Linked DNA regions of Homo sapiens: region 2 is linked to region 1. A link is a contact called in ENCODE Hi-C or POLR2A ChIA-PET data. All regions are on one chromosome and are shown on one strand. Each heading gives the region's core, a stretch centred on a gene start or an enhancer-like site at or near the end of the contact. The rest is flanking DNA. Distances are from core to core; before and after follow the strand shown. Region 1 overlaps TRERF1 (transcriptional regulating factor 1). Region 2 overlaps TRERF1 (transcriptional regulating factor 1).

Region 1 (6,060 bases), core at 1,725-4,224:
GGACATTGTTAGAGTTAGGGAGGGGGCTTCTTTGTTATCCCAGTCTCCCAAGATGATTGGACATTTCCAGCCCAGCCGAGTGGCCAAGCCTGTTTGCATGGAGTTAAATGCCCAGCCCCACCCCACCCCTTGTTCCCACCAGCAAACCTCAAAGTCTATTAACAGCCTCTGTCCTGATCATGATTCATCCTTCCTGCCCCTTCTGTATTCTGGTTACTCAGAGCCGTGAGCCAAGGTTGATTACTAATGCCATCCAACTGACCTTGCCCATGGAGAGCTTACCTGGTAGATTAAACATTCTTCATCAGATGACACCTCAGGTTGGGTTCTGTTTGTCAGCTAGCTCTGTACATTGCAACAATGGATTGTCCTAGATGCAGACGGAGACCCTTTTCAGGACCAGGAAGTCAGGGGACACATTATCTGAGGAGTTTGGGGTGCCAGGGTTATTGCGGGTATAGAGACAGGAGGTGCCCCAGGCCAAGAGCTCCTGTGCTTAAAGAGCCACATAAAAGTGGTGGAAATATGCTCTACATCAAATCTTCACGTGCTGCCCTGGAGATTGGCCGTTGGCTCCTTCTCACCATTGGTGGAACCTTTCTAAAAACATTTCATTATATTATTATACCAGTCATAGCCATTATTCTATTTTTTTTAATTGCAACATTAAGGCCGGGCGCGGTGGCTCATGCCTGTAATCCTAGCACTTTGGGAGGCTGAGGCGAGCGGATCATGAGACCGGGAGTTCGAGACCAGCCTGGCCAATATGGTGAAACCCTGTCTCTACTAAAATACAAAAAAAAATTAGCCGGGCGTGGTGGCGCACGCCTGTAATCCCAGCTACTCAGGAAGCTGAGGCAGAATTGCTTGAACCCAGGAAGCGGAGGTTGCAGTGAGCTGAGATTGCACCACTGCACTCCAGCCCAGGAGACAGAGCGAGACTCCGTCTCAAAAAAAAAAAAAAAAAAATTACATTATAGCTAGAGCTACCCCTACTTCTTACCCCTAATTCCTACCCCTACTCACTCTCTTCTCTTTTCCAAAAGATGGCAGAACTGAGACTGCAATCCAGACATCCTGACTTCTAGCATTGTTTCCCCAAAGGGCTCAGATCCTTAGGGATCAGGTGTCATTGGTGGGAAACCCTAGTATCTCAATATCCTGATATCCTGGCCCAAGATTGTTCAGTGTCCTGGGACAGGCCAGGCAGGGTCTCAGGGGATTCGTCCAACAGAGGCTTGGAGCTCCTCAGGTCCAACTTTATTCTGCAGAAGGTGAGTCTGAGGTGCAAGGAGGGGAAGTCATTTGCCCAACCAGGTCACAGGGCACATCTCTCTTTCTGTTTGGTCCGGGTTATCTTTATATTGGGTTTGCATTTCCTGAATACACAGCAACAGGGTGGGGGGTGGGTGGAGGACAGGGGAAGTGGGCTTAAAAGAACCCCATCTGAAAATGTTTAGATTTCCTGTGACTGTCCCGTGAAGAGGGAGATAATCTGTGTTCACGGAACTAAGAGGAGAGGGAGAGACTTGGTTCAGGTCCAGGAGGCCAAGAGTGGAGAGAAAAAGGAGGACAACATGAGAGCTATTCAGAGAAAGCTGTGACATTTTTATGGATGAAATAGAAACAAATAGGAGTTTGTTTCTTTGCACTTCAGTGATGTCTTCTTGTTTGTATTTTTGGACAACACTCAAGCCATGTGGAGGCTCTGGCCTCGTTCTAGTAGCAGTGGTTTGTGGTCTTTGGAGGCTCTTTGGCCTGGGACCGGGCGCCTTTGGTTCTCATCTCCCTTGAGTTGGCTTCTACCAGGATGTGTGATCCTTTGGAACTCTCTCTTCCTCCCTCGGAGCTTCCATAGCTTATCTCAAGGTGGAAATAAAACCTCCTGCTGGGCCTGCCTCACAGAGAAATAATGGGTATGAGAGTGTCCCCCACAAACTGTCAGGGTTAGATTGGCCTCGTTTTTTCTTTTTCCACGTCTGTGAGGCTGGCATGAGCTCTGAGGGAGTCAGGAGCTTCCACCAGGGAAGGCCCATGTGCCCATCAGATCAGGTGGCACATGTGGCCACAGAGGCCACTCCAGACCCGATTTCCTGGGACAGCCCTTCCAGGCAGTGTGTCCCCAGTTCCTTAAAGGGGGATGTCATTTAAGCAGGAAAGGCTGTAACTAAAAGTAAGGAAATGGTATATACGGACAGAGTTACTACCAATTTTCTGGAATTGGAGAGCTGGGTACCCTCTTGAAACAGAAAACGAAGTAGAATATCACTTTATCTGGTATCATAGAGGAACTGAAATGACTCCAGCTAACAGGGCCCACCCCTTCTAACTTTTTTAGGTGGTGATACCAGGTAAAGTGATATTCTACTGGATACAATTAAGCTTTAGATTGCCACTAAATAATTGCGTCTCATTTCCTCTTCGGGGGTCTTGAACTGCTTGAGAGCCATATCCCAGAAAGTAGAAAACCACCTTCGTTACCAGTAACACCAAATTAGAGAACTCAGCCTGACCCGTGGCCACACCAATTCCCTCTTTTGCACCCCTTGAATTGCACTGACCAGTGTAGACTTGTAGGCCTCTCTCTCTCGGACTTCCTGCAAGGATGAGCCAGTCATGTGCATGTTTGCATTCTGTTTCCTGCTGTCAGTGAACAATTCTACTGAACGAACTATGGCCTTTCCTTGATGTCTCTGGATCATCATTGTGGATAAAATGAATGTGCCCTGGACACAGGTGCTTTCAGGGGATGTTAGAGTAAGCAAGGTCATTGGTCCCTATCCCAAAGGGCCCAGGCTGCCCTTCTCTCTTCCCTCCTGCGTCCACTCCTGGCAATTTCTGCCCCTGAGCAACATTCTGCTGATTGAAACAAAAGGAGGGCTGAAGGTTGTCCAGGAAACAAATAACCAAACCAACTCAATCATGCCTGAGTCATTGAGCCTGGTCTAAACTGTAACCCACGTCAAAACAAAACAACAGAAACCCCACCCCAGGCAATGAGACTGCTCGAGTCCTCCCTGGGAGCACATGTGTCCTGTACCTTCTCTTGTTTAATCTTCTCAGAAACCCAGAACAGTAGGTATTATTATTACTGTTTTACAGATGTCAAAATTGAGGCTCAAAAGCGAAGTTAGATAGGCCTGCTGGAGGGACTCACTATGCCAGTGGAACGTTGAGATTTGAACCCCAATCTTTGACTCCAGAAGCAGTGCTCTTGGTGTTTCCATGAGGAAAATATTTGTCATCTAATCCATTTGTTTCTCTCCAATGAGATATTCCTGATGAGTAAAAACTTGTCCAGACAGGGCCGGGCGCAGTGTCTTATGCCTGTAATCCCAGCACTTTGGGAGGCCGAGGCGGGTGGATCATGAGGTCAGGAGATCGAGACCATCCTGGCTAACATGGTGAAACCCCGTCTCTACTAAAAAATACACACACAAAAAAAAAAAACAGCCGGGCGTGGTGGCAGGCGCCTGTAGTCCCAGCTACTTGGGAGGCTGAGGCAGGAGAATGGCGTGAACCCAGGAGGCAGAGCTTGCAGTGAGCCGAGATTGTGCCACTGCACTCCAGCCTGGGTGACAGAGCGAAACTCCATCTCAAAAACAAACAAACAAACAACAAAAACGAAACAAAACAAAACAAAAAACTTGTCCAGATAACTGGAGCTTTTAAGCCTAGAACCTTTTTTTTTTTTTTTTAGTGTAAAGTGCATCAGCTTCTTTTTCACACTTCCAAGTTCATGGCTAAACACTAGAGCGTTGAAGTTTGCTAGGAGCTGACAGCCAGATTCATGGGACGTGCCTGTACTACGGCATAGACTTTCTCTCCTTGGCCCTTCAAAAACCAGTGATAAAAGCTGGAAGGATCCTGCAAGGAGGAAGTAGCTTCATGCTGAACAGATCTGCAATGGGAGGACAAGAGGCACCGCAGAGTATCAGAGGGTTGGGGGCTTAGCCCTTCATCACCAATCATGCAACCTTGGGAAGTTCATCCCCTGCATGTTAATTTCCTCCTTTCAAACAGAGAAGACAGTTCTGACCTCATAGGTTTGTTGTGACCTCACAGAACAAAATAGTATATGTCCATTCTTTTTGCAATATTTTCAAGAATGTTATTATGAAATATTTTCTAGAATGTTATTATTGGCCATGAGGACATGCACACCCTTTCACGAATTCTTTGGTGTCCTTCTCAGCGACTTTACACCGGGCCAGAGGGTTCGTGACTGTGGCCCAGGGAGACTGGTCTCCAAGCCGGGAGCTCCACTGATGTCAAGCAAACACACCATGTGGTCACTGGAGCAGGCCACCCCACATCCCAGCACTGATTTCCCCATCCCAGGGCTGTTAAAGAGATGCAATTATGAGCTTTTTACTCTTCTGTTCAAAAAAAAAAAAAAAAAAAAAAAGGAAAGAAATGGAAAAAAGGATAAATTAATTTTCTCTAACCTGTGGCTTTTTTTTTCCTTCTTCTCTCCTTGCTGTGAGATTGCCACTTAACTTTTTTTTAATTAAAAAAAATGATGTTCTGGGTGATGGGACATAATATTTAGACATGTTGAGCTGACAGTTGATGAGTGTGTTGTCAATACACCATCACCACAAATCATGTTCCCAGGGTTGATCAGAAGGAGATTTGTGTGCAAATGCATGTGTGTGCTCACACACTTGGATGATTTAGAGTGATTTAGAGCAACTTCTCAAAAGCAGTTGCTGGGGAGGGCTGGCCACAGGCGAGGGGCAGCTGACTAGGGCAAGAGGAAGAAATCGGCTTCTGTTGTGAATTGAGGTGATTGGCTCTGAGTTTACTGTGGAAGCAAAAGTCGCGACGTCCTCCCTCCCTCCCTGCCTTCCTCTGTCATGTTCTTAGCACCCAGTGGGTGCCAGGTATTCTGCTGACCATGAGGCACTCCTTAGAAGCAGTCCTAGTTTGATGGAGGAGACAAAAGAAACAGTTTGAAGCGGTGTGCTGACTGGTGTGAGGAAGACATGACCCCTGAGCGCTGGGCCCATGTTCACCGGCGTGCTGGCCGCCCTTCTTCATGTTCTTGCCTTCAGTGACTGCCTGTTCTCAGGGGCCTCACAAACCTCTCTGGGCCTTGGAACCTCGGTCCAGCTGCCACGGTGACAGCTCCTGTTGAGGTCTCCATGTGAAACAGCTCTCCCAGTGCTCCACGCTTCATAGATGTGAACCTGACATCTAGGTCACATCTGACTCCTCCTCCTGTACCCCCATAAGTCCCTTCTATCATTAATCCTGTCAGGTTCACCCCAAAACACCCCTCCGTCACCCTCATCCAAGCTATCTGGCCTGGACCATGGCAAACCTAAGTTGCCCCATGTCCTCATTCACCTTCCTCCAGTCCATTGTCTGCACTGGGGGTCAGCAAACTACAGTCCAGGGGCCAAATCTAGCCACTGCCTGTCGATTTCACACAGTCCTTGAGCTGCTTTTACAGATGAGCATTTGATGATATGGGAACACTGACTTTCCTTCTCTTTGAAGGGGAAGTGTTCTCTCTCCAAAAAACAATCCTATTCTTCTCATTAGATGATCAGTATTACAAAAATTTACACTCACTCAATTATCATTATATTTTCAGTGTTCTCAAAAATGTGTAGAATTTTCTTTCTTATTATGTAAGTCCTACATAATAGCCTGTATTTGCCTCTTGGCAGCAAAGCCCGGAATATGTATCATCTGGCCTTGAACAGAAGAACTTAGCTCACCCTTGATCTACACTGTGGCCAGAGCAAGGTTTTTTTGTTGTTGCTGGGTTGTGTTTTTTTTTGTTTTTTTTTTGTTTGTTTGTTTTTTTTGAGACAGAGTCTCACTCTGTCACCCAGGCTGGGCTGGAGCGCAGTGGCATGATAACGGCTCACTGCAGTCTCCGCCTCCTGGGTTCAAGCAATTCTTGTGCCTCAGCCTCCTGAGTAGCTGGAATTACAGGTATGTGCCACCACACCCAGCTCATTTTTTTGTATTTTTAGTAGAGATGGGGTTTCACCATGTTGGCCAGGTTGATCTTGAACTCTCGACCTCAAATGATCCACCTGCCTT
Region 2 (5,720 bases), core at 850-3,349, 66 kb before region 1:
CCTGTCATGACCTCATGACCTATCCCAGCTGATTTTTGGGGTTTTTTTTGTTGGTTTTTTGGGTGTTTTTTTGAGACGGAGTCTCGCTCTGTCACCAGGCTAGAGTGTTGTGGTGCGATCTCGGCTCACTGCAACCTCCGCCTCCCAGGTTCAAGTGATTCTCCTGCCTGAGCCTCCCGAGTAGCAGGGACTGCAGGCGCACGCCACCGCGCCCAGCTAATTTTTGTATTTTTAGTAGAGATGGGGTTTCACCATGTTGGCCAGGATGGTCTCAATCTCCTGACCTCATAATTCACCCACCTCAGCCTCCCAAAGTGCTGGGATTATAGGCGTGAGCCACTGCACCTAGCGATTTTTTTCCTTATTCTCAGTCTGGAGGCTCTGGAGGGATGAGTGACCCCCGCTTGCCTTTGGTTTCCTGAACCAGCTACACAGTCAGACTGTCCTGGGAGGATGGATGGATTTTCGGATCACTGGGATTGAGTGAGATACTGCAGTACTGAGAAACTAGTCTTGGGCATCCACTTCAGTAGAATTTCAGCTGACAATATGATGAATCATTCCAGAAAGCCTCTGGTGCCACAGGGCTGACCTCTCAGAATCCCAGGAGGGTCAAGCATCTTGATTTGGGGTTCCCAGATTAACGGTGCGGAGAGCACTGGTTGGCACAGGGCCTCCAAAAGCTTTACCACCTGTTCCAGAACCAGGAGGAGGAGGCTTTGACGATGGAGGGGTGAGCATGTAGGGTGCAGCAGGAGAACAGTGTTCCATAGTGGCCAGGAGCTTTGAAGACTACATTCTTCATCCCCACTCCCTGAGTGTTGACTAAAGTTAGACTTCCGTCTTCTGTAGGTTGTTAGTTGCACTTGGGGCTTGCCACCATTTTGATACCTAGATGAGCACTGGTTGACTCCAAATTCCTTGGCTCAGAGAGTGCTGTAAACTAGTGGTTCTCAAATGAAGATTGCCTGGACCCAGAAAGCACTAGGAGAAAAAAAAAAAAAAAAAAAAGCTTTAGGTCATTGACCTAGGGCTCCCAGTCTTTTTTATTTTGCCAAGTTAGGACATTTTAAAAACTCTTAACACTCATCACAAAGCTTTTATGAAAAAACCATCTTGATGCCAAAGTAGTAGGAAAAGATAATATAAGAACAAAACAAAAATCTTTAAATAGAAAACACTCAGCTTTAGGAATAATTTACTACATTGTTCTTATTTTTCTGACATCACCTGTGAAAACTCCACCAAGGGAGGGTGGGCACTGCCCCGCATTTGCCCTCCAGGTGTCAGGTGCCCACCTGGTGATGTGGAGTTAGCTGCTGAATGTGCAACTGTAGGGAAATACACCCTACTTTTTGAAGCCTCACTTGGAGCCTAAGAGTTCTCTAGAGTCATATCTTGATTGGATTTATAAGTTAAAGTTGGGGGAAAATCCATTTTAATACAAGTTTTGATAAACCCAATTTATTTTATAAGGAAGGAGCCGTTTACCCTGCAGTCATTAACTTAGAATTGTTAGTTTAATTTTCCACCAGCAGGAAGAAAATCTTGCAATACCTAAGTAGTTCAAATTAGAAAGTGTGTCAACAGTTTTTCCTTTTCCACTATTTAACCCTAAAAATGATAAATGTCTTCAATTTGATCTGACTTTCAGTTGTATGGTATGCCTCTGTAGGTGGGAAAGGGTGTGTGTGCCAACCCCACCCCCAACCCCCCACATATGCAGAAAACTTGGTTTGATCCCAGGAGCCCCAGAAAGGAAGGGGTGCTTGTGAGAAATGTTGCCGGTAAGTGCTAGTATTAATACTTGTAGCAGTCACTTGCTGGTGTTAGTACTTGTAGCAAAAGTTGCATCTCAGAACTGCCAAAATAGTGTGACTTTTTAAGACGCCTTTTGGAGTCATTAAAAATCCCCAAACATACACCCAACCACCCCTGCCATCCAGAAGCTTAACTAAACATTACTCATTCTGCTTTCATTACACGTCTGCCTGGCTTTGCCACAAACACACTTTGCCTTCCAGTCAGGATTAAGCTTCTGTGTTAGGCCATGACTGGTGTGAAAGTAACCCCTCTGTCCTTGTTGACTGGGACAGAAAGACTGCTCGCTCGCCCGTGTGAAATTGTGAATGGAATCATGGAATCCTGGAGCCAAAGCAAGTTGGTTGCCTTCCTGCAGGACTATCCTAATGCTCATCACCTTGACTGGCAAAAGGTGTCCTAATTCTAACGTTTCATGGGTCTCCTGTAAACAAGGACGTGATCTCAGATGTGGCTTTCTCAATAAAAAGAAGACCATTCTGTGGCACACTAACACCTACAGTTATTGTCTGTTAACCGCATTCTTAGGCAAAGCGTTACCGTTTGAGTCCTTCTAGTAGCCTCATCTGTGCTCGTATGCTTATATGGCACAGTTCTTGCATGTTCTAGCAGACACTGGATTTTTTTTTTTTTTTTTTTTTTTTTGAGACAGAGTCTTACTCTTTTGCCCAGGCTGGAGTGCAGTGGTGCAGTCTTGGCTCACTCCAACCTCTGCCTCCTGGGATCAAGCGATTCTCCTGCCTCAGCCTCCTGAGTAGCTGGGATTACAGGCACGCACCACCATGCCTGGCTAATTTTTGTATTTTTAGTGGAAACAGGGTTTCACCATGTTGGTCAGGCTGGTCTCGAACTCCTGACCTCGTGGTCCATCTGCCTCGGCCTCCCAAAATGCTGGGATTACAGGCGTGAGTCACCGCACCCAGCCAACATTGGGTCTTAATTTGTTCAGACCCCTTACCACTGGTTTCTCTCAAGGCATATCTTGCTCCACGGCAGACGACATTGTGCTTTTTGACAGACATTACCACAACATTCTTGTCTTAGCTCAGGCTGCCATAACAAAATACCATAAAGTGGGTTGCTTAAACAATAGAAATTTATGGGCCGGGCGCAATGGCTCACACCTGTAATCCCAGCACTTTGGGAGGCTGAGGTGAGTGGATCACGAGGTCAGGAGTTTGAGACCAGCCTGGCCAACATGGCAAAACCACGTCTCTAAAAATACAGAAAAATTAGCCAGGTGTGGTGGCAGGCACCTGTAATCCCAGCTACTCGGGAGGCTGAGGCAAGAGAATCGCTTGAACCCGGGAGATGAAGGCTGCAGTGAGCCGAGACTGTGCCACTGCACTCCAGCCTGGGCAACAAGAGCAAGACTCCATCTTAAAAATAAATAAATAAATAAAAATTATTTTTCACAGCTCTGGAGGCTGGGAAGTCCAAGATCAAGGTGCTCAGCAAGGTAAGTTTTATTCTGAGGCCTCTTCTCTTGGCTTGTGAGTGAGAGCCATCTTGCTGTGTGCTCACCTGATCTCTTCCTTGTGCACTCAGAGACAGGAATCTCCTCTTCCTCTTCTTATAAGATCACCCATCCCATCGTGGGAGCTTCACTCTCTTCACCTTACCTAAACTTAATTATCTCTCAAAGACCTCATCTCCGAATGGCATCCCATTGGGGTTTAGGGCTTCAACATAGGAATTTGGGGGAAGAGAAACATTCAGTCCGAAACAACTCTTGAGTCTTTATTTGTGGTGCCTGTGAAGTGCTTATAGGGTCACTGGTCCAGGGGCCCTGCAGTACAGAAAGCCTTAGAGCGACAAGTGTTCCTTGTTGTGGAAGAGGGGAAGCATCCTAGGCTGCAGATGGCACAATAAAATGGGAAGTTGGAAGACCTTTACCACAGAGCTGGAGGTGACCTGGGGCTAGACAGAGGTTCTCCTTGTCTCTCCAGGTCTCAGCTTTCCTAGTTCCGAATGTCAGTGGTAAAGTTGTGGTTGCCAACTTGGTCAGCCTCAATGAAATTTGAATGGTTCAACACATCCAATATTCCATGATCACCTTCTATAACCTTCATGTGCCTCTTAAAAGGAGGCTCTTGGAACCAAAGCCTGGGAAAATGTGTTTTTTTCTGAACACTTTATCATCTTGGGCATTTACTCCCTTTTCATGGGGGAAAGAATGGCCATAAATTATAATAGAGCTGTTCCATTTGAGATCAGTATCTTACATGTCATTCTAAATGTATACTAACATGGTAATGTCCACGTGGACACACACACACTCATACACCCCTGTGCCAGGTGGAATATTTTAAGATATAAAAAGGCCTTTGAAAATCCTTTTAAACTCTCAAGGAACAGATAATTCCTATGTTATATAAACTGTTGCGGGATTGAGAAAAAAGATGGAAAACTTCCAGATCCTTCTTTCAAGCAAGCAAGGCCCTGATATCAAAACAGGCAAGTCCCCAGAGGGAGGATCTATACCAGTCTCACTTAGGAATGTAAAAGTTTTAAATAAAATTCTAGCGAGTAGATTTCAACAATAGAGTATGTGAATGTTCTACCATAACCAAATAGATTATATTCCTGGAATGCAGGAATAGCTTCATATACATATATTTTCCTATGGTTCATATAAGTTGTTCAAATAAAGATATGTAATAACCTCATTAATTCCAAAAGTGTATTCAATCAGTTTTTAAGTTTTTATATACCACTTTAAGAGGAATATATAAAGTGACCAATCTTTAATATTATAAGGAATATCAGGTTCATGCAGCCCACTGCCGCTATATACTTACTGGTGAAACAATAAAGGCATCACTCGTTACCTCTTCAAGTTTTAGTCAATGCAGAGAGTCATAAAATAGTAACTTGGAGAATAAATATTATAAAGAAAAATGACAAAGTTATTATTAACTACAGATTGCTTAGTTGTAGATGAAGAAGACTTAAAGAGTTTTACTAAAAACCCTATTTCTAGATAATGAGCTTGAAACTAAGGATTTGGATTCTTCTCAAATTAGTTCATGAGTCTAGTACCATTCCTCTGAAAGTCCCATCAGGATGTTTTAAATTTCACAAGATGTTTCTATGTCTGCTTGGAAAAATAAATAGATGAGAACATCGGGGGAATTCTGAAAGTGGTTTTGGGGAAAGGGAGTTAGATCTATTGGATATTAAAATATATAGCACTATGAGGTATTAAAATGCAATATAAAGTCTTTGTAATTAAAATACTGTGGTGCTGTCATAAAAGGAGGAAGTAGATTAGTGAACTAGGATAGTTCAGAAATAGACCCTTGCATAAATAATTTAATAAATCATAAAGCAGTCATCACAAATCAGTGGGGAAGGAAAAATTATTCAATAAATAATTCTGATGCCTCATTAACAATTTGGGAAAAATCATTTTGGCTTCACCAAAATGAATTACAGATGGATTAAACAATTAAAGTGCAAAATGTAGAGGCATAGGAAATCTATAGCATTGAATATTACTTAGAAACAAAAGAAAAGCATTCAAAAAGGAAAAGAATAGTCAATCAAACTACAGGAAAATGAAGCGTTTATGTGAAAAAAAAAAAGGGAAACAACAGACTGGGGAAAGACTGGCAATAATATGACAGAATTAATCTTTACACTGCAAAGTGCTCAAATTAAAAAGAAAAGTACTAAACCTTGTTAGAACACTTGAGTAGATAACTAAATACAACACTAAACAAATATATAGAAAATGTACAAATTCAGCAGTAATAAGAAATATGCCCTCTCATGGCTCTGCAGGCTGCATCTGGACCCTTCCCCCAAGCACTGACACAATCACCCTCCAAGGCAGCTGGATCCAAACCCCAATCCCACCCATGCCTCACAAAGGGCCTCTGGCCACATTCCAGCTC

The links. A loop is a pair of places that touch in the nucleus more often than their neighbours do. ChIA-PET counts read pairs that join two places held with the same protein, here RNA polymerase II (POLR2A). Pooled maps may share reads with other maps.
Region 2: a loop to region 1 is called in a pooled map, with 3 times the contacts of the local background. The contact joins two enhancer-like sites. A Hi-C loop is called at or near these places in 3 of 168 maps with a recorded cell type or tissue (CD14-positive monocyte, breast epithelium and transverse colon), 1 of 37 single-sample maps with no recorded cell type and 6 of 50 pooled maps. POLR2A ChIA-PET finds 5 or more read pairs at or near these places in 8 of 52 experiments (BJ, CD4-positive, alpha-beta memory T cell, CD8-positive, alpha-beta memory T cell and 4 more).

What each region holds. Positions count from the first base shown.
Region 1 is chr6:42,289,090-42,295,149 of GRCh38, reverse strand. The region is part of intron 4 of TRERF1 (transcriptional regulating factor 1); the gene reads left to right. Among named protein-coding and RNA genes, the nearest start is that of MRPS10, 74 kb to the right of the region's middle. Within about 2 kb of position 2,974, at least 6 of the 41 ENCODE cell types and tissues checked have a DNase peak (open chromatin) inside an H3K27ac peak, as active enhancers do.
Region 2 is chr6:42,354,075-42,359,794 of GRCh38, reverse strand. All of the region lies in intron 3 of TRERF1 (transcriptional regulating factor 1), which reads left to right. Among named protein-coding and RNA genes, the nearest start is that of TRERF1, 95 kb to the left of the region's middle. Within about 2 kb of position 2,099, at least 4 of the 41 ENCODE cell types and tissues checked have a DNase peak (open chromatin) inside an H3K27ac peak, as active enhancers do.